Regions from separate parts of the Mus musculus genome. Here region 1 is linked to region 2. The links are chromatin loops, found by intact Hi-C in ENCODE. Cell type or tissue: left cerebral cortex. All regions are shown on one strand. Links, peaks and the distances in the headings refer to the core of each region. The heading gives the core; the rest is flanking DNA.

Evidence for each region. Hi-C counts contacts between places; a loop is a spot of excess contacts. Peaks named below come from ENCODE experiments on the same cell type or tissue, not always from the same donor. Only the 100,000 strongest peaks of a DNase experiment are listed, where the experiment ranks them.
Region 1: a loop joins it to region 2, with 2.3 times the contacts of the local background. A loop is called at or near these places in 4 of 42 quality-filtered maps.

What each region holds. Positions count from the first base shown.
Region 1 is chr3:153,568,968-153,573,967 of GRCm38, reverse strand. All of the region lies in intron 1 of St6galnac3 (ST6 (alpha-N-acetyl-neuraminyl-2,3-beta-galactosyl-1,3)-N-acetylgalactosaminide alpha-2,6-sialyltransferase 3), which reads left to right. Among named protein-coding and RNA genes, the nearest start is that of Gm32721, 18 kb to the left of the region's middle. In left cerebral cortex, for the core only: no CTCF peak of the experiment used is centred there; DNase peaks (open chromatin) are centred at 1,559 and 2,670; H3K27ac peaks cover 892 bases.
Region 2 is chr3:152,978,086-152,985,431 of GRCm38, reverse strand. St6galnac5 (ST6 (alpha-N-acetyl-neuraminyl-2,3-beta-galactosyl-1,3)-N-acetylgalactosaminide alpha-2,6-sialyltransferase 5) reads left to right here and starts at 3,222. Exons shown (of 5, transcript NM_012028.5): 1 at 3,222-3,429; 2 at 4,132-4,374. The coding sequence starts at 3,415. It overlaps Gm46830 (a long non-coding RNA gene), which reads right to left. Exons shown (of 4, transcript XR_003954686.1): 3 at 5,375-5,451. In left cerebral cortex, for the core only: CTCF peaks have their summits at 3,182 (motif pointing right), 3,921 and 4,784; DNase peaks (open chromatin) are centred at 4,147, 4,490, 4,747, 5,525 and 2 more places; H3K4me3 peaks cover 3,208 bases; H3K27ac peaks cover 2,541 bases.

The DNA of each region.
Region 1 (5,000 bases), core at 1-5,000, 590 kb before region 2:
TCTCTCTCTCTCTCTCTCTCTCCTTTCTATCGTCTCTCTTTCTCCCTGCCTTTCTATAACAAAGCTCTAAAACCATTGATGGTCTCTGCTCCAGTCAAGATCCGTTGCGCTCACTCTTGCGATGTTGGGAACCTCTCTTCCCTCACCCCTCTCTCCCATAACCCCAGTGGCTTTAGCACAGGGGCTCCCTGGGGCTTTAGGAGAAAGTAGCTCCGGGGCCCCCAGGTAGGGCTGCCCCTTAGCCATCCCCCGGAGAATGGGTCAGTGGCTTAGATGCCCACTCAGGGATGAGTGGAAAGTGTATGGCAGCCCTCCCACCGCTGACTGAACAGAGAATAGGTGGAACTCTGGCGGGGTGTGGGTCTTCCCCTTCCCCCCTCTTCCCCAGGGCCTCTTTTTAGCTCCCAACAGCACTTAGTTTTCTGGAGACCCAAGCTCCAGTCCTATGGTTACAGCACATTACTAACCACCAGGACATCTTCTCAGCCCAACTACTGTCACTTTTAACTGTGCTCTTTGGGTCCTGTGAGAAGAGTCTTTGTATGCCAGGAGCCTTGTCAGGACATAGAGCAACAGGCATTCTTAATTGGTTCTTCTTTTTAAATGATTGCTGTGGTCTGATGTGTTTTTGCACACATATCTCCAGTTATTTTAAATTATAGTGTGTGTGTGTGTGTGTGTGTGTGTGTGTGTACACTTGCTGAAGCCAAAACTGGGTATGAGGGTCTCTGGGGCTGCAGTAATATGGGTCATGAGTTGCGTACCTGGTATTGAACTCTGATCCTCTGAAAAAGCAGTAACTGCTCTTAATGGCTGAGCTGTCTCTCCAGCCCCACCTTCAGCTCTAGTTTTCCAGGGGGAAATCCCTATAAAATGTATTTCATTCTGAGGATGGAGCCATTCATTTGGCTGCTGTTTGAACGTGCTAGAAACAACATCATTGGGATTACACATTACAACACACCTTCCTTCCGAATTGCTCATCTTTAAGCTTTGTCATCAGAACCCTGCTCCTTTAGGTCCTCACATCCTTAGCTTATGAAGAAAACTACAGCTTTTTCATTGGTGTGTTTATATCCAGAAGACTAGTCTAGAGCCATTGAGGATCTTGTCCTCCTGTGTGGCTAGGTAAAGAAATCAGTTTTATGGTGACATGAAGGGCCCTCTGGAGTGGGGTAGCCTGGGAAAAGCACCGAGTCCCAGAGTACCCACACCAGTGGAGCTCTGGGATTTGCCTAAGCGATCCATGATGTAATAGACCTCCATGATGTAATAGACCACCATGATGTAATAGACCTCTACCGCATGGTTAGGGTGTAGCTCTGTCCTCGAGGTATCTGAACTTTGGCTGGAAAAAAGGAATGTGCAAACCCAGCGAGACATGGAAAACCTTTCCAACATGGAGTGTCTGACGGAACACACAGTGTACTGGAAGACATTGGAATAATCAGGCTATATGGCTGGCTTTTTAAATTTTTTTATTTCTGTGTGTGTGTGAAAGAGAGAGATAGGGGAGTGGCGGGGGGAAGAGGGAGAGGGATTCTCGGATTTTACTTCCTCCAAAATTCTCCAGTGAATGAGGGCGTCAAAAAAACTCTGAAGTCTTTAAAATGCGCTGAGAGCATTTTGTTTCCAAGGGAAGATTTATATTCTCCCAGCCTTTTCAATCCTGTTTTCCTATCTTATATGCTATAAACCAAACCTCATTCAGGAAAATAAAAGATGAATACGAGCTCTGAAAGAATACAGAATGGGGACACTCAGCCGAAATGGCCATAATTTCTTCTAGGAGAAGAAAAAAAAATTAAGCGTGTGGTGAGAAGCATTAAGACGCAGGGCTGCTACACGCTTACAAACAGCAGCTGCGGTAATGGAAACGTCTGGTCAGGAGGCCAAACCCGCAGACAGCGAGCAGGCTGAGCACTTTGAGGTCTATATGGACAGGGATTCATTGGTAAGAGGGGGCGGAGTGGCTCCACTGCCGACCGGAAATGGTTACGTGACCCTTCTGCGTCGGTTCCTCCTGACCATCATCAGCCTCCTTCTGGCTCGGATAAGCCCTTAATGTAATTCCAGGGCTTGCTTTAAAATCATTTTAAAGCAAGCCCTTAATGTAATTCCAGGGCTTGCTTTAAAATCATTTTAAAGCACTAGCACTTTACAGTTTATAGATCACCGTGGGGAGGACTCTAGGGAGAAAGGGCGCCATGACCGGTGTCTACTGAAGACAGACAAAGTAACTGAACAGCAGTGCCCAGCACTGCGTCTGCCTTAGAGTTGAATTCAAGTGTGCACCCTCACTTCCAGCGAGTTTGTTTATTTGCTTTGTTTTGCAGGGTAGCTGAGGTTATCTCAGTGACAAACCACTTCCCAAATTTAAGACAATCTCCTTCCACGGGGAGAGTGCAGACTGGTTCATTGTTGTCTGCTTTTATCTTCAGACTGACACATAAAATAACTAGGCTGTGACCTTCACACAGGTAGTCGCACCTGCTCCACAGCCTGACTGCACACAATCCTGTGGCTGACCTGTGTTGGCGGCAAGTGGGAGGTTTTGGGGACTGGCTTCCTATTTAGAATAATCCTGGTCTGCAAACGTGGGAGGGAAGCTGGGCCATTCGAGAGCACCATGTGTCGGCCTAATCGAAAGATGCTGAAATGGCAAGCTGTTGGAAGAGAACATCCCGTGCCGTTGATTCGCCAGCCCACGCTTTCACAAGTACCTTCCTGGAAGCCGGTCTGTGTTCTTTGTGTGGTGGCCTTTTAAATGTCAGCCTGCAGAAGGGTTTCTGTTTTTAGTTAAGGCTGATCTCTAAAGCAATCAGATAATAGTTTAAAGTCATAGCTCCCACTCGCTAAGTACTTGTAATGTGTTGATGCTGGGTTCTATATTCTCTTTCCATGAAATTTTAGGTAATATCTTTTGTCAACTCAGGTGTCACCTTGACTCAACCTAGTGCCACTTGGAAGAAGGATCCTCCACTGAGGAATTGACTGCATCATATTGGTCTGTAGGCACATTTATGGGGCATTGTCTTGATTATTCATTGATATATAAGGGTGCAGTCCACTGTGGGAGGGGTCATTCCTAGGCAGGTGGCCCTGGGCTGTACAGAAAGCTAGCTAAGGATGAGCTTGTGAGAGAACAAGCAGAGATGGGGCCAGCAGAGTGGCATTCCTCCCTGGTTCTGATTCAGGTTCTTGCCCAGGGTCCTGCTTTGATTTCCCTCAGACATGGATAGTGACCCAGAAGGGTAGAAAGAACTGAATCTTCTTCTCCCCAAGTCCTTTTGGTCAGAGTGTTTTATTGTGGCCAACAGGATGAAGGTAGGACAGGTAGTGCTGAAAAGACGGCAGGTGCACAGGTGTCACCGCACATGTTAATCATGGTTTGTCAGGCGAGCACTTTCTAATAGCTTGAACATATCTGTGTGTCTGATGTATTATCTTCTCGATGTACTGTGGACCCCTGGAACGATCCTGTGCCCATTGACTGGCACAGAGGTATCGTGTATCTGCCCACCCCTTCAGTTAGGAGCTGAACCCAGAGCTTTGTGCATAAGAGGCAAACGATCTCCCAGTGGGCTTCCATAGCTCTGTATATCATAAGTCTTTTTCACATCATTGTGTGAGTGTGTGTGTGTGTGTGTGTGTGTGTGTGTATGTTCATATGTGTAAGGGTTGCCATGGCATGTGACAGTGTAAGGACAACATTGAATTGATAGAAGAATTTTTATTTTATTTTTTATTTTTTTTCCATTTTTATTAGGTATTTAGCTCATTTACATTTCCAATGCTATACCAAAGTCCCCCATACCCACCCGCCCCCACTCCCCTACCCGCCCACCCCCCCTTTTTGGCCCTGGCGTTCCCCTGTTCTGGGGCATATAAAGTTTGTGTGTCCAATGGGCCTCTCTTTCCAGTGATGGCTGACTAGGCCATCTTTTGATACATATGCAGCTAGAGTCAAGAGCTCCGGGGTACTGGTTAGTTCATAATGTTGATCCACCTATAGGGTTGCAGATCCCTTTAGCTCCTTGGGTACTTTCTCTAGCTCCTCCATTGGGAGCCCTGTGATCCATCCATTAGCTGACTGTGAGCATCCACTTCTGTGTTTGCTAGGCCCCGGCATAGTCTCACAAGAGACAGCTACATCTGGGTCCTTTCGATAAAATCTTGCTAGTGTATGCAATGGTGTCAGCGTTTGGATGCTGATTATGGGGTGGATCCCTGGATAAGGCAGTCTCTACATGGTCCATCCTTTCATCTCAGCTCCAAACTTTGTCTCTGTAACTCAGAAGAATTTTTATAGTTTATTGATATCTATGCCAGATTAGCTGGGATTCTCTTACCTCTGCCTCCTATCTCTTTGTTGTGGGGTCACAGATATGTGCTACCACACACTGATTTATGTGTGTCCTGGGAATACAGACTCTGGTCCTCACAATTGTGTTTCGGATGCGTCTTAAGTTTTGTTGTTGCTGTTTTATCAATGGATATTGGCTCTTTTTCTCTGCAGAATTCTAATACAGTGCATGACACTGAAGCTCTGTGAAGGTGACAGAATGTCTGATCTTTCAAGTTAGACAGAGCCCTTTGCACCCATCAATTTTCAGCACTAGTGTTGAATTTCTTTAGCCAACGCTGGGTAAATGTATTTGCTCACCTGGACACCACGTTTGACCCTGGCAGTTGGTGCTATTTCTGTTGATGAGTTAGAATCACTCATTGCTCGTGATCTAAGTTCTTCTGATGGACCAAGGAAGCACTTTTCTTCCCCAACATCTTTTATCTGTTGATTGGTTCTTGTGGCTAAATGGGATGTTGGAATGAGTGATATGTGGCTGAGGTAGGGCGAACTTTGAGCAAGAACAGCCACTGCGAGTCACTGGGCAGCCAGATTGTATTCAGTGTAGAGACTGCCTCCAGGGTGGCGGAAGCACAGAGATAAGGGTGGGCTGTATGACTTGGATATGACTCTCACTGTTGTTATTTTGTAC
Region 2 (7,346 bases), core at 2,347-7,346:
AAAGCCACATATTAACATACATGCATACACACACTCACACCCACATATGAGCATATAAGCACACCCACACACTCACACCCATATATGAACATATACACATACACTCACACACATATGAGCATATATACATACACTCTCATATGAGCATACATTTGCACATACACTCATACCCACATATGAACATACATGCACACAAACACACTCACACACTTATGAACATACAAGCACATCCACATATGAACATACATGTGTGTGCACACACACATATACACACACAATGAAAGGACCTTTTCCTGAGGAACCACAGTAGAGCTTGTGGGCAGACTTCAATGTGTCTTTCTTTCTCCTCTAGTATCTCTGTGTTCTTTGAGGCCCTGTGCAAAGCTAACATTCCCTCCAAATTTCAGATTCCTTGTCACCTAGGACATGCCTTGTTTCAACAATTCTCAGCTTATTTTTATCACAGAAACTACATTTTGCAACACTCAATTTCTTTTCCATTCTCTTTTTTTCAGAAATAGGAATCAATTTGATTGAATGTGATAGCAGAAGAGGTAGAAATGTAGCAATGTTTTAAATGGTGAGAAATTTGTCTCAGCTACCTGGGTTTAAGAGGCAAATTGTGACTTGTCCCACTCTGGATTGAAGTGTCCAAGCTAGACAAACCAGACATTTCCACTGACTTGTCTACCTGTCTTTTCTCCTCCAAGTCCATCAAATACTTAGGAATTTGCCTATTTTACATTCACTGTGGCTAGTCAGATCAATAACTGAAAGGTACATACATGTACAAGGTTACCCTTGAAATCTCAAACCTCTTGGATTATTTTTTTAAAGATAGGATCTCACTGTGTAGTCTTGACTTGACATGCAGACTAGGCTAGCCTCAGACACAGAGATCCACTTGTCGGTGCAACGTAAGGGTTGCCATGAAAAGCACACCCCTCAGATCTTAATGAAGTAGGAGGCAAAGCTAAGAAACAAATCTGCACATTGGTTGCTCCCTATCACCTAAAAGTCCACGCCTGAATATTGACTGCTGTTCCCTTGAAACTGCAAGCCTAGGCCCCAGTACCTAGCACACAGTAGGTGCATAACAAAGTAGATACTTGTTAAACATATGTTGAATCGATAGAACTCCTCCATTGTCTGTTCATTAAATTCACTATACACATACTCAGAAAGAGAGAGAGAGACAGAGATACAAAGAGAGAGACAGAGAGACAGAGTTCTGAGTCCTTAAAGGAAAACGTTTATGCTTAATTCTCTCTCTTTCCACCACCATGTTTCCTAAACAGAACTATCGAGTGACAGGTGACTACCACATAATCGTCAAGTTGAATTGTCTCCCATTCCTTATCTCCTCCACCTTCATCTGGCCCTACCTTGTCCTTTTGACTCCCAAGCCAGAATCCCTCCAAGAGTCTTACCATCCCAATCAACTATCAGAAAGCCAGATACCTTAAAGTTCTTTCAATCAAGCTCAGAACTAAAAATTTAAATGTACTCATTTTGTAAGTAATTTTGTGACCAGCTAACTGCCATCCCAGGAGGAGGGAAAAATCATAAGCTTAATGAGTCTGGTCAGACACACCGTGTAACAGATGTCCAATGTGCCGCCATGAGCTTAAGTCATAAATACGATGTCTCTCTTTGGCAGCGCAGAATATATGAGAAGTGTTTTATCGGTTGCTGGGCAGCTTGCTAGACGGAGGAGAACAATCTGAGGAAGGCAGGGGCTTCGTCTGGCTGCATCTCGAAAGCCGTGTTGGAGAAACACAGATAATCTGCTTGCAATGATTCATCAAGTTGGTCCTTTGTTTCATTAATTTGAGTGTCAAGTGCAGCCATACAATAAAGAATTGCCAAGACCCGATAAGATTCTCCTCTGCCTGCTGCCTTGCCTGTCCAGACAACGGGCACTATTCATGCCCACAGCACACATTGAATAAATAGCTAACCGCACTGCTGGCAGTATCGGATAGTATTTCCAATTTTTGTGTTTTCCTCGAAAGGCTCCATGGTGTGTGCTTCTGTCTCCTGGATGCTCATTACTGAACCAATAATTTTAACTTTGTTAATAGAGTTTGGACATGGGCCTCATACGTTAAAAATAGTCCCCGTTGTGCCATCCATCCAGCGGTAGATTAGAGAAGATTAAAGGGGGAGTTGCAAGGGCTCTCACTGTGCCTGCCCATGGTTCAGGTGGCCTGCTGATCGTTCTTAATGTGATCTTCAACCTCACACGGCTACATGTACAGTGTTAAGAGAGACATTAAGACGACTATGTTCACTGAATAATGTCACGTGGCTGAAATACGTTTTCAGCTAAATTAGAGGTTTAACAAATGCTTGCTCTAATTAGATGTAGGGACAAGAGCATACTTAGAGCAGGCTACTGATCTGAACTCAGCACTGAACAATGATCCAGCTTTTAACTGGAATCCAGGTCCTGATTGTGAAAGTATACGCCACCAGTGCCCCAGACAGCAGGAGGGACGAATCACAGCCTTCAGGATCCTAGGATGCGAGATCACTTTTTATCTTCAACAGCTAATATTTCTTCACTGACATTAGGAAGACTCTACAGTTCACGGTTAATCACATGAATGGGATGCACCGAGTGTTTCCAAAACTTTAAAATCATTTAAATGAGCACCAGGGACTTCGCAGGTTGAGTAGAAATATAAATTGTGTTCTTGGGAGCAAATGATGAATGAAGCCATTTGCATGGAAGGGTACGGTCCAAGGGAAGCAGGAGACTAATGATTTGTCAAAGCAGAATTAGGGAGGGAAAGGACATTTGAAAACAACTAGAAATTATTACAGCGGCGTAATTTTTAAGGAAAACAATCCCATGATCACATTTGCCAGGCTGTAAACACAAATGCAAATTTAAAGAGATCGATTGACATTTGGGAGGCTAACTTGTTTCTTTATTAAAATCACAAACCTGAAAATTTAGTAAATTTTCAAATGGCTACCGTGTTCAGGATCAAACTGGATTCTGCGTCCTTTTAACTTGACAGCCCCATTCAAAGATAATAAATCTTCAAACTAAGGAATGGGTGCACCTTTATGGTAACAGTCTTGCCCCAGAAATTCCACTTCACTGAGAAGATGGTTTGGGGGTTGGGAGGGGGACTGCAGAGGACTCTAGGACCCAGCAGGCGGCGGCAGGCGGCAGTGTGTGGATCGCTAAGACTCGGAGGGTCCGGCTCAGTTTTAATTCTCCTCTAATCTCTGCAACAGCAGCGCTTCCCGGTCCCGCGGCTCCTGCTCCCGCTCAGCTGCCGTCACTGCCAGGTGAGCATCTGAGCAGCCTCCGCCCCATCACCCACCATGGACAACCTCCAAGAAAAAGTGGCTCCGGACGCGCTTGCCTGAGAATTCCGCACAAAAGAGGAGCCCAAAATGAAGACCCTGATGGTGAGTCTGTTGTTCCAACTCTGCCAAGCAGAGGCAAAGACCCCTGGGATTCTGGGTCTCCTAGACCGTTGGGGAAGCCTCTCCGGGTATCTATCTCTGTGCCAAGAGGTCACCTGTCATTGGTGACAACTTTCTACCTGGCTTGGAATCCGGGATGGGCGCTAGGGATGCCTGGGCTCCTGGATCTTTAGCGAGTGATCCAAGGGGCGACTGGAGAGCAGAGGAGCAGGCTGACCTCTCCAGGGATGGAGGGTGTCCCACTGTGACCGCTGGGCACAAACTCAGAGGGGCGGGGAGGAAGCACCATCTTTGACTTTCTTGGTTTTCTTGTCGGATTTCAAACTTAGCGGGGATCTCTGCAGGAAGCCTCAGGGGGGCGAGAAGAGAGGGTGTTTGGAGGGCTGGAATCCGAGCAGCTTAGGTGGAGTCTAGATCCTCCTTCCCAAAGTACCCTGGGCGGACGCGCTCACCCTTGCACTGGTCACCGCGCGCCACCTGCCCTCCACTGTGAGACGCGGGCTGTGAGCAGCGATGCAGGAGCATCCCTGACGGGTGCGCAAGACCGTGTCACCTCTGCTCTCTGGCTGCTGGGAAGGCTGGGGCGGATGCTCCGGACTTGTGCTTGGTGCCAATAAGGAGCCAAGCTTCCCTGGTGCACCCTGAGCCACTGTCTTCTGCTCTCTCTCCCCCGCCCGCCTGCAGCGCCATGGTCTGGCAGTGTGTTTAGTGCTCACTACCATGTGCACCAGCTTGTTGCTCGTGTACAGCAGCCTCGGCAGCCAGAAGGAGCGGCCCCCGCAGCAGCAGCAGCAGCAGCAGCAGCAGCAGCAGGCGGCAACCGCGACTGGCAGCACGCAGCTTGTGGAGAGCAGTCCCCAGCCACGTAGAACCGCCCCCGCAGGACCCCGGCAGCTCGAAGGATACCTCGGTGTAGCAGACCACAAGGTGACAGCTTGTGCGCCGTCCTTCCCACCCGCCGCTCAGCCTGGGCACTCTGTACCCCTGATCCTTCCTCCTTCCTGGGGTAGTGAGCCACCAGAGCAGCTGTTAGTTTGGGGGAGCAGGAAGGTGGTACACCAGTTAGGGCAGGAAGGGCTGCATGCTAGTTGTGACTTTCTATTCCAAGAAGGATGCAAAGTTTATCAGGGAATAGGAATGATGTGAGTGGATCCTGAACCCCATCGGTCCTGGTCTAGAATCCGGACACCCGGTAATAGCAGCTGCAGATGGATGTTCAGTTTCTGGAGCCTGGTATTTTCCAGCCAAGCCCTGCGGGGTTGGGGGGGGGGGTGCGGAGTAGGAGGAAAGCAGAATTTTGCAGGGACTAGCCCCAAGGTTCTTCCTGCACCACCAGAGGGGAGAAGAGAGAGCCTCCACCAGGGCTCAGTTCCACAGGTTCTCCTCTGATCTCTGCTGGGGACTGCTCTGGGCTGAAAGGCCCCAGTCCCTGGGGAGCCCAGCTCTGGCAGGCATGGAGGGCTGGAAACACACTCAGCTCCCTTTGGCTTAAAAGCCTGTTTTCCTTTGCCTCCCAGGAAGCAACTGCGTGGCTTGGCTAATAATTAATAAGCTGGGTTGTTTTTTTTTTTTTTTTCATTTAAATTGAACCTCCTTTCCTTAGACTAATAAATAAATCTCTGGTTTCAGCGTAGGAAGCCTCTGGGAAAAACCTAATCAGGTTTCCTGATTCCAAAGATGTTTTAATACAATTTAAATGCATCTCTGATTATTTGAAATTGCCAGTGTGTTTTTATTAAAACACACTTTCCCTCCCTGTCTAGAAGATGGCTTGAAACCTCTCAGCTCTTTTACTTTGTATCTTACTGCATTTTATGAATGTGAACCAACAGTAGTATTTGCAGATGTTCCTCCTGTGTGAGATGATAGCTCTTGTCACACATGAGTAAGTCAGACTTTAAGTGACAATCAAAATATTGCAACTCACCTGTACTGTGTAGAATGCTAAAGATGGGAGACGCCAAAGGGATTGCATGCAGGGCTCAGCTTTCCCATCCTTGGATGCTGGAAGAAAACAGGGCATGTCCTGAGACATGTAGCAAGGTTCACTGATAGACAGACATGTGCAGTCGGCACTAGTACATACATTGCTGCGGGGCTCACCAAGGAGGGGGCTCACATTCTCCGGAAGAAGCAAGGGATATTTCTTTGAAAATGTGGAAGTTGTACTAGAGAGACTTCAGAGAGGTGAACAGGAGGAGGCTGTCTGAGGAGGAAGCCCTCTGGAGTGGGCTGTAAATGCCAGCGCCCAGGCCTAACAGTCACAGCCTCTGTTTGCTCTCTTGGTTGTTGATTGGTTACATACTTGGAATCTGCATGTGCAAGCTGCTGATAAGGGCTGTGGTTGTGAGGAAGTTTACGCCTGGTGTCTGGCTGGGGATGGCGGTGTGTGTGGGTCACTGGCGTGAGACGAACAGAGTGCAGCCCTGGATTTTCACACTCGTTGTTTAGTAGGGACCCGCCTCAAATTCTGGAAGTATTTGTGAATAAAAAAAATGTCAAAAGGTCAATGCCTTGCAAGTTCTGGTGGATCTGAAAAGATATCCCAAATACTTTGTTCCTTCCATAGCCTAGTGGTCAATTGTTCCCAAATAGAAGGACTGAGTTTAAGAGTCGTCTTTTAAAAACGCCTGTGGAAACAGGTGTGCTGGTTACAAGTTCAGTGTATGAGAGTGTTGTGTGATCAGGACGAGCAGCAGCAGCCTTTCCATGTGTCGCGGTGCCTGTAGATGGAAATACTTACTCTGCAGTGGAAAGGGAAGCTGCAAGCGCCATGGCATGGGATTCTTCTTGGCCTTTAGTTATCAACATCAATGCAGTTCATCCCTAGAAAACATCTCCCAGGTGGTGCTCACGTCTGCTATCCCAACATAACTGGAGTGTGAGGCAGGGGAATGGCAAGTCTGAAGTCAGTCTGAGTTACATAGGGGTATCTTCCGTCAAAGTCCAAAAGAAGCAGGAGAGTGTAGAAAGGGAAAAGAGACAGAAGGAAGACAAAAAGGAGGGGAGAGGAAATGAAGAATGAAGAAGGGAGGGGAGGGATGAAAGAAAGAAAGAAAGAAAGAAAGGAAGAAAGAAAGAAAGAAAGAAAGAAAGAAAGAAAGAAAGAAAGAAAGCAGATGGCGGAAAAGAGAAGGGAGTAAAGAAAGATGGAAGGGGAGAACAGAGATGAAGGGAATAAGGAAAGGAAGAAGGAAACAAAGAGGGAAGGATGAAGGAAAGGAGGAGGGATGGAGGAAGGAAAGAAGGAGGGAGGTAGTGGAGAAGGAGGGAGGGGAGAAGGTAGAAGAAAGGAAAGAAAGAGGGAAGAAATGAAAGAAGGACGAAAGGAAGGACATATGAAGGGAGGAAAGGAAGAAAGGGCAGAAGAAAGACAGAAAAAGAAAGGAATGAAGAGAGGGGGGGAGTGAGGAAAGAAGGGAGAGAGGAGGAAGGAAGAGGGAGGAAACCCACCTCGAAAGTTCAACTCCAAGGCTGGAAACTGAGACCAAGCAAAGCAACAAGTGCAACCCCCAGGCACTATGGGACATGTCCCTTTGTCCCAAGGAGCTAATGCAGACCTGCCTGCTCAAAGGGGCTTCAACAAGCCTCCTTACAATGGTGGCTCCTGCTGTTCTGGCCTGCCAAGTGGGCAGGGCTCCCATTCTATGTGGCCACCTGAGGTGCACATCCTGTACAAACACCTAGGAGCTCTTCTTGGATTTAGTTTTGCTCCAGATCTACCACAGTCTCCATCAGGCAAAGTTGTGAGAAGGCTGTGACGGAAGTCATTTGTTAGGCTGTTGCTAAAGAAAACCTTTACTTCGTCTAACACAGAATGGTGTCAGGAAGGAGAGCTCTCCTGTTCTGCCACAGGACACTCAGGACTGATTTTTTTTTCTCTTCAATCTCACATCAGG